Regions from separate parts of the Homo sapiens genome. Here region 1 is linked to region 2. A link is a contact called in ENCODE Hi-C data. All regions are on one chromosome and are shown on one strand. Each heading gives the region's core, a stretch centred on a gene start or an enhancer-like site at or near the end of the contact. The rest is flanking DNA. Distances are from core to core; before and after follow the strand shown. Region 1 holds the start of TMEM41A-DT (TMEM41A divergent transcript). Region 2 holds the start of POLR2H (RNA polymerase II, I and III subunit H).

What was found. Hi-C counts contacts between places; a loop is a spot of excess contacts on that map. Pooled maps may share reads with other maps.
Region 1: a loop to region 2 is called in a map of naive thymus-derived CD4-positive, alpha-beta T cell, with 10 times the contacts of the local background. The contact joins the promoter of TMEM41A-DT here to the promoter of POLR2H in region 2. A Hi-C loop is called at or near these places in 1 of 168 maps with a recorded cell type or tissue (naive thymus-derived CD4-positive, alpha-beta T cell), 5 of 37 single-sample maps with no recorded cell type and 10 of 50 pooled maps.

The regions. Positions count from the first base shown.
Region 1 is chr3:185,497,638-185,501,855 of GRCh38, forward strand. It overlaps TMEM41A-DT (TMEM41A divergent transcript), which reads left to right and starts at 1,512. Exons shown (of 3, transcript XR_924792.3): 1 at 1,512-2,133. TMEM41A (transmembrane protein 41A) reads right to left here and starts at 1,398. Exons shown (of 5, transcript NM_080652.4): 1 at 1,206-1,398. The coding sequence starts at 1,324. RefSeq lists a silencer at 1,380-1,519.
Region 2 is chr3:184,359,991-184,363,704 of GRCh38, forward strand. POLR2H (RNA polymerase II, I and III subunit H) reads left to right here and starts at 1,720. Exons shown (of 6, transcript NM_006232.5): 1 at 1,720-2,156; 2 at 2,883-3,575. The coding sequence starts at 3,503. CLCN2 (chloride voltage-gated channel 2) reads right to left here and starts at 1,615. Exons shown (of 24, transcript NM_004366.6): 1 at 1,427-1,615. The coding sequence starts at 1,489. LOC124906311 (a long non-coding RNA gene) reads left to right here and starts at 337. Exons shown (of 3, transcript XR_007096193.1): 1 at 337-767; 2 at 874-960; 3 at 1,229-1,321. RefSeq lists enhancers at 1-272, 3,610-3,714 and silencers at 1,390-1,979, 2,540-2,809, 2,880-3,149, 3,210-3,389.

The DNA of each region.
Region 1 (4,218 bases), core at 262-2,761, 1.1 Mb after region 2:
AGGGTTATAGTAGCAAGGCTATCTTGCCTCTGCCATCTGAACAGTCCTTGAATCCATCACTGATTAATCATGAGCAAACCCTCCTACTTCTCACGAGAGTTTCTCTCGGTATGTCCGACACCCACAGCAGAGCCTTCTTAGCTACAGCAAAAGAATACAGTAACTGAAAACAGCTGCCTTAATAGTCAAATATCAGTAATTCCCTTAACCACGCAATGCTGTACTAGGCACACTTCCATGCACTTTATAAAGAGTATGCAGCACTCACAAAAACCGGCCAGGTAAGTATTGCTCTGCCTCCTGCCTCGACCAGTCGTTCATTAGAAGGGGAAAAGGAGGCCAGGCGCGATGGCTCACGCCTGTAATCCCAACACTTTGGGAGGCTGAGGCAGGCGGATTACCTGAGGTCAGGAGTTCGAGACCAGCCTGGCCAACATAATGAGACCCCCCCCCCGCGTCCCTACTAAAAATACAAAAATTAGCCGGCCGTGGTGGCGCGCGCCTGTAGTCCCAATTACTTGGGAAACTGAGGCAGGTGAATCGCTTGAACCCGGGAGGAGGAGGTTAAAGTGAGCCGAGATCGCGCCACTGCACTCCAGCCTGGGTGACAGAGCAAGACTCCGTCTCAGAAAAAAAAAAAAAAAAGGTAAAAGTAGAGACAACCAGGAAGACGGGCAGAGTCGATAATTAATTCGTGAATAATTTAAAGTTGTCTATGCAATATTTCTCCTGAAGATCTAATGTCTAAAGTCTCAAGGGCAGACCTGACGTAAGTGGGGTGGGGAGGAGGAGAGACAGTTGAAAGTGGACTTGAAGAGGCTGGGGGCCCGCACGGGGGCGAAGGTGGGCTGGAAATGGGGCCCAGGGCTGGGACTGGGAAAGCAACGGCGCGGGCAGGCTCAGCGCCGCGTCTCCCTCGGCAAATCCACCCAACCAAAGGCACCGCGGCGTGACGCCCTGCACACCCTGCAGCCAGCACCACACAGGTCCCAGTCAGGCCCGGAGCCGGGCTCCCATCCACCCTTCTGTCCGAGACCGTGCGGACGCGGGCCCGGATACCAGACCCGGATTCCAGTCCGATAAGTGAACCTCAATTCCCAACGCCTCCGATACCGGAACCCGAATCTCCGAATCTCCGATTCCCAGCCCCGGTCCTCGGACCCGGCTCCCTTCCTCTGACCCGAACCCGGATTCCCGCCACGCACCTGCCTCCAGCCTCCTCGGTGGAGCCCAGTCTCCGCCCGCGGGGCAGTCGCGTCGACAGCAAGTACAAGGCGAAGGTGCAGCCGGCGAAGACCAGAAGGAGGCCGAGAAGCGGGCGCATGTCGGCTCCGCACCCCGGCCCGCGGGGCAGCCGAGAAGCTCACTTGCACTCCGGGACGCAGCGGCGGGCGGACTGAGCCCGCGGAGCACGTTCACTGACGGACCAGGGAGGGGTCCGCGCCGAGACCCGCCTCCGAACCAGGCCCCACCTCCTGAGCCAGGCCCCCGCCCCCGATTCTGACTCCGCCCTCTCTGTCCTTCGGTGGAGACTCCGGGAAAAACCTGCCTCCCAGTCTGCCCTCTCTCCGTCTGTCTGTGCTTGTTTTTCTACGTTTATCCCTGTCGCTTTCCCCACTTATTCTGCAGGCATGGCGCGCCCCCAGTGCCGGCTTGGTGCCAGGGCTGGGAGATCCGGGGGTGAATCGTGAGCCCGGCCCACAGCGAGCTTGCAGTCTAGAGATCAAGGCAGTCTTGTCCACAACCTGCTGTCACATAAAGCAAATGTAGCTGGTGTAGCACCAGGGGCTGCAATCAAGTGCGGTGGGGCGGCAATAGTGACCACGGAAATAATCAGAATTGCTTTTAATTCAGCTCCTACTATATTCCCGCATCCCTGAGCCTCACAATCATCCTCCAAGGTAGGTATTTTTGTCTTTCTCTAACAGATGAAAACTCTGAGTTTCAGAAGAATTAAATGACATCCCCCCAAAAGAGAGACAGTATAAGAATCCAAGTCAACCTGAGTCCAAAACCAGTGGCCCTTAACACTGTGTGGCTTTATGGAGGACATGGAGTTTAAGTTTACCTTCAAGGATGAGCAACACTTTTCTTCAAGCAGAAAAAGAAGGGAATGGGTGAACACGGTCCCAGGTAAGGCACCAGAATCCAGTTTCAGTGAAGCCTAAGGTATATGAGAAATAAGTGAGAATCTGGGGACAAACAAGAGTGCACTGAAGGCAGGCTAAGGAGTTAGATTTTTAATAATGTAGATGAGACACCAACAGAGGTGTTTAAGTAAGAGAATGATTTCGTTCCTGTTTTAGGATGTTCGCTTTGGCAGATGATTAGAATACGTGCTGACTTGATAGCCACAACTGTCCTGATAAGAAAGTACGCCGGCCTGGCTGGGCATGGTGGCTCACGCCTGTAATCCGAGGATTTTGGGAGGCCCAGGCGGGCGGATCACTTGATGTCAGGAGTTCGAGACCAGCCTGTCCAACATGGTGAAACCCCGTCTGTACTAAAAATACAATAATTAGCCGAGCATGATGGCATGTGCCTGTAATCCCAGCTACTCGGGAGGCTGAGGCACGAGAATCGCTTGAACCTGGAAGGCAGAGGTTGCAGTTACTTTCCCGACATTGCACCACTGCACTCCAGCCTTGGCGACAAGAGCGAAATTTTGTCTCAAAAAAGAAAGAAAGAAAGCACTCAGGCCTGACCCAGGACCACAGCAGTGGACATGGAGGGAGGAGGCTGGGGGTAGTTGGATTGGTATGATATGTCACTGAGTAAACGAAGGAAGGGACAGAAAGAGAACTCCAAAGTGTCAAAAGCCTGGACAACAGAGAGAAAGCATCCTTGTCCTATCATTTAAAGCACCTGTTGGGCCAAATAGGGAGCACCTTTCAGAATCCATGTGCACAAGATCTCAGCAATTCTACGTCCAAGAATGTAACCTACATCCAAGAATGTACTGGAATTTAATTCCACATCCAAGAATCCCCATAGGTAGCAAAGATGTATATTTAAGGGTATTCTCTCAGCTTTGTTTTTATGTTAGGAGATTGGGAACAACCTAAATGCCCATCAGCTGGTGACTGGCTAGGTTAACTATTCACAAATGGAATACTAGGTAGCCTCCTAAAAGAGGAAAGCAATTCTACATATCCTGATACAGTGTGGTCACCAGATAGATGGCTAAGATACAAATAAAACAAACAAGTTGCAGTGTTAGAGTATGCTATGTATCACTCCTTTTTAAGGACAAAAAGAGGATATACTTTAACTTTTTAAGATACCAAAGTATTTATTTATTTAAAATTTTTTTCACAGAATTGTTATAGCATGTAGAACCAAAAATTATTTACAAATGAAATTATTCAATGTCTGAGATTTGTGTCAAAATAATGGTATGGGGGTTTAGTGAGTAAGCATGTAGGTAGAACAAGATTGTCCATGAGCTGATAGTTGTTGAAGCTGGGTGATCACCTGGGTGTTTTATACTATTTGGGTGTTAAACTATTTTTTTTTCTATTCTTGTGTATGTGTCAAATTTCCACTTAAGAAAATGGGGGAAAATGGTGTCAGCCCTCCATTCCAGCTGAACACACCATGTTAGTTCATGCCCCATCACACCACTCTTCTAGCCATCTGTCAATCTTCTCTGCCTGGCAAATTTCTACTCTTTCATCAGGACCCAGGATAATTATCACCTTCTCTGAGAGGGCTTTTCCAACCCCTATAGTCAGAATCATTCCTTCTCTATGCTTGGGGCCCCCTGAGAAATGTCTCTAATCCTGTCACAAATACATATTCCAGTGTCATTATCCATCTCCCTAGTAGACAGTGAACATTTCCATCAATGAGACAATGTCTCAACTATCTTCTTTCTGTCTCAACCCTTAACCCTGGCACTTAATACTTGTTTGTTAAATTCATGGGTCAGGTCTAGTGAAGACAATGATTAGTTGTTTGGTTTGATACATACTGACCTTGAGAAGTCAAAGGGATATAGGAGGAGAGAAAGTGAATGAGGAACTGATGTTACTGAGCCTGTGCTAGGAGACTGCTGGGGCAAGGAATAGAGTGAGGAGAAAGGAGGCAAGGCTCCTGCTGGCAAGGACCTCACTTTCATTTCAGCTGGGGAAGAGCATGGAAAGATGTCATTCTAGAGCATGGTAAGTGCCATGGATGAAATAGACAAGGCAAAACTTATTCCACTTCAGCAAAGCG
Region 2 (3,714 bases), core at 470-2,969:
GGGAGGGAGGGAGGGAAAGATAGAGACAGAGAGAGGGTGAGAGATAGGAAAGGGAAAGCAAAGAGAAGAGAGGGAACTAGAGAGGAGAAAGTAGAAGAGAAAAGAGAGGGAAGGCGAAGGGATGGAGAAGAGAAAGAAGGGGATGAGAGAGGAAGAAGTACGGAGGAGGAAGAGAATGGAGAGTATTAAGAGGCAAGCACGGTGTAGGAGGAGGGAGGTGAGAGTGGGAGAGAAAGACAAAGGGATAGGATGGTGAAGGGGGGCGGGAGCAGGCTGGAGCACAGAGTGCCCGGGACAGAGCTCGACCCTGAGAGCTCATTCCAGAGACAGCTGGAAGGGACGGAGATGGAGAGGTGGCTGGTGTTAAGAGGCACCATTTCAGAGGCCAGGTGCCTGGCTTCCTTGACCATGCTCCTATCCTGGTCTGGGCAGATTGGCAAGTGTCTCCTACCCCATCCCAAGGGTTGGCCCCTCTACCCTTGCTCTACTCCCACCTCTCCCTGACATCCTGATTCATCCAGCTACTTTCTCCTAACTGGGCACCTCCCAGACTTATAGCCTCTCCTCTCCAAGACGTTCCCTCCCTGCCACCTTCCTGGGCAAATTCCAGCCCAAGCTGGTAAAAAGGAACCACGGGCCCCTTCCTTTCCCTAGGGCTTGGGTCTTCCACCCCAGTGACATGAGGAGGGTCACGTGGCTTCTCAAACACCAAGTAACAATGGGGGCGATAAGTCAGCTCAGAGCCCAGGACCCCTGCTTCTAATGAGGTCAGGGGACACACCCTGGGGTGGGTGGGGGCTGGATACCCCGCATCAGCATAGACAAAGGTCCCAATTCCCACACCCATTCCTGCTTCACCCACCCTCCCTAAAGCTCCTGTCCCCCAGAGTGGCAAGCCACCTTTTTCCAGAGTCAACTGAGGGGCTCCTGGAGCCAACGCTGGGTGTGGAGCCTCCAGAGGTAGGGTCTGGGGCTGACCATCTTTCTACACACTCGATTCTATGCTTAGCATGGTGCCATGCACATGGCAGGGACACAGAGAATGTCTTGGGTGGTGGAGATAGTGGCGTAGAGAAAGTTCAATGGTGTGAATGGTGCCGCGGAAGGGGCAGTGGGGTGCTGAGACTTGGGCCCAGGTGGTGAAGGGGAGGTGCAAAGAAAACGTGCATGTTGTGGGGTGAGGGGAAGGACACCTGAGACAAGTACCTGGTGTCCTTGTCCTCTGCAGGCCCTCAGCCTCAGCCAGAAACCAGCATGCAGTTTTCCATCCCTTCGGCCCTGCAGCCTCAGACTTCCAAGCCTCAGTTTCCCCAGCTCAAAATGCTAGGACAGGATTAGGGTAGGCCCCTGGTCCTCGCGCTTCCCAGGGTAACCTGGAGCAGGGGTCCCGGAGCGCACTCCTGGGGCTCAGCTCAGCTTCACTTACCAGGGTCTGCTCGTACTGCAGCGCCCGTGGCTCCATCCCTTCCTCCGCCGCCGCGGCCGCCATCTCCGCGCACTGCCCTCTCGCCTCCCTCGGCGGTTCCGGCTCTGTCCTGGACTCGGCTCCCGGCCCGCAAAGTCCGCGCCGGCAGCCGTCCCGTCCCCGCAGCCCGGGAGGCCGAGAGCAGAGTGCGGCGGGCCCCCGGCGGGCGCCGCTGGCGCAGCCTCCCGCTCGCGTCCCCTCCCCGGCGGGCGGGCCGAGGGCGGTGCCCTCTGCGCTGCTCCGCCCGCCGGCCCATCCGGAGGGGACGGCCCAGCCAGGCTGGGGTCCGCGCGGGGCCTCCCGAGAGGCGGCAAGGGGCGCTGGGAAGGCGCAAGCCCGCGCCGGCTCCCTGCGGATGCCCGGGTCGGAGAGGGGCGCCCGGGAGGGGCGGGTCTACTGGCACGTGGAGGGGCCGGCCCGGGTTCGCGGTTCCCCGTGCCCAGGCAGGAGGGGCTGCAGACGCCTGAGCTCCGTAGGGGTTGGGGCTGGGGGCTGCGGAGCTGTCTACATCGGACTCCTCCGGGTCAGCCCGTTAGGAGCCGCCTCCCCTCTGCCCCTCCGAAGAGACGAGCGGCCCAGACAGGCCTGGGAAGGCCCCTCTGCCCCGTCAGGGGTGAAAAGCAAAGCTGGAAGGATTCGGAGAGGGTTGGGGCCGTCTTCCTCATCCTTCCTTTTCTCGGGGCTCCCGTGGGTAGGTGCACTTGGAGCAACCGGGCCTGCGGGGTGTGCGGGGGTGGAGGTTGGGGAGGGCACCGGAAGGGGTAGGCCGGAGGGAAGGGAGCTCCAGGTGCCGGGAAGTCTACTCCTGGGACGCGGGCGTGGGTCGCTTCTCCCTGGCTGGGCCCAAGGAGGAACCCAAGTCGCTGCTTCCATCCCTCCGCTTTGGGGGAACTGCCTGCTGGTGTTCTGGGTTCTCTATCAGGGGCTGGGGAAGGATAGAACAGAGGGCGGAGCGCGCGCAGGGTGGATGGGCAGCGTAGAGATAGTGTGAGAGGAGCGAGGGCAGCGCCCAGGAAACGCACAAGTGTGCGGGAGAGCCAGCACCAGGAGTAAGGGGCATTTGGGAGGCAGAGGCGGGGCTCAGGGGGCGGGAGCAGTGCCCGGGAAGGGGGGGCCTTGTGATAGAAGCCAGCACTCAGGAGGAAGGGCCAGTGTGAGGGAAGAGCTGGTATCCAAGGGACAGGGCAGTGCCAGGCTGAAGGGGCACGGAGGGGATCCGTGTCCAGGAGAAGGCAGTGGAGGGGGAACGCGCAGCACTAAGCTGGAGGGGTAATGCCCGGGGGAGGGGGGTGGCGGGAGCCCGGCTGAAGGGGCGGTGTAGGGGAAGAGAGCAGGGCCTGGGGGGAAGAGGGAGGGCAGTGGTGGGAGGGTGCAGTACGAGAGGAGGGGACAATGCAGGCTTTCCTCTTCTCCATAGCGACGTCATGGCAAATTCCCAAACTGGACGGATCCGGCTCGGGTTACGTCCAGCAGGGCCGAGCCGGCCCAGGCCGGCCCCGGGGTCCTCGGTGCCGGCTGGAGGGGCTGGGCACCTCTGGGGCGGGGTTCTGCTCCACCTGCCCTCGGCGCGGACTGTGCCCTCGGCGGGCACGCGGACCGGCGGGGTAGGGCTAGGGCCCGGCTTCTCTGGGCCAAGGATCAAGGTCCCTGCCTGGGTTAGGCCCCCACGCATTCCAGTCTTCGGAACCCGGCCTCTGAAGAGGGCGCAGTAGGGCCCCAGCGGAGCGCGAGAACCCGCTCTACAGCCTATTGCTTCCCCGCCCTGGGCAGAGCCACCTGGACATGAGACCCGCCCTCAATGCCGAAGCCTCTCGGAAGCAATCTTTCGGGACGGAAGTTAAGTAGCCCCGAGCGGGAGGCTGTGGCGGAAGTGGTCGCGTTACCGCTTGTTTGTGCGCATGCGCCACTCTCGTCTGGCCGCCGCGCTTTCAGGAGGTGCTTTTGGTTCTCTCCGGTCTTGTCCACGCTAGGGGGTGCACGTACTCCCAACTGTGGTCGCGCTCTCACCCCTTCTGCTGCTCTCGTGGCCCCCTCGCGATGGCGGGCATCCTGTTTGAGGATATTTTCGATGTGAAGGATATTGACCCGGAGGGCAAGAAGTTTGACCGAGGTAAGTAAGGTATGTAGGGGCGGTTTGGAGGAAGAGGCTAACCTCGCGGACATGCCCCTGGGCCCCGTGTCCACCCAGCTCTTGTGGCCTGCCCCTACCAGCAGGTCCTGGTGTAGGGACCTCCCTCAGTAAACATTTT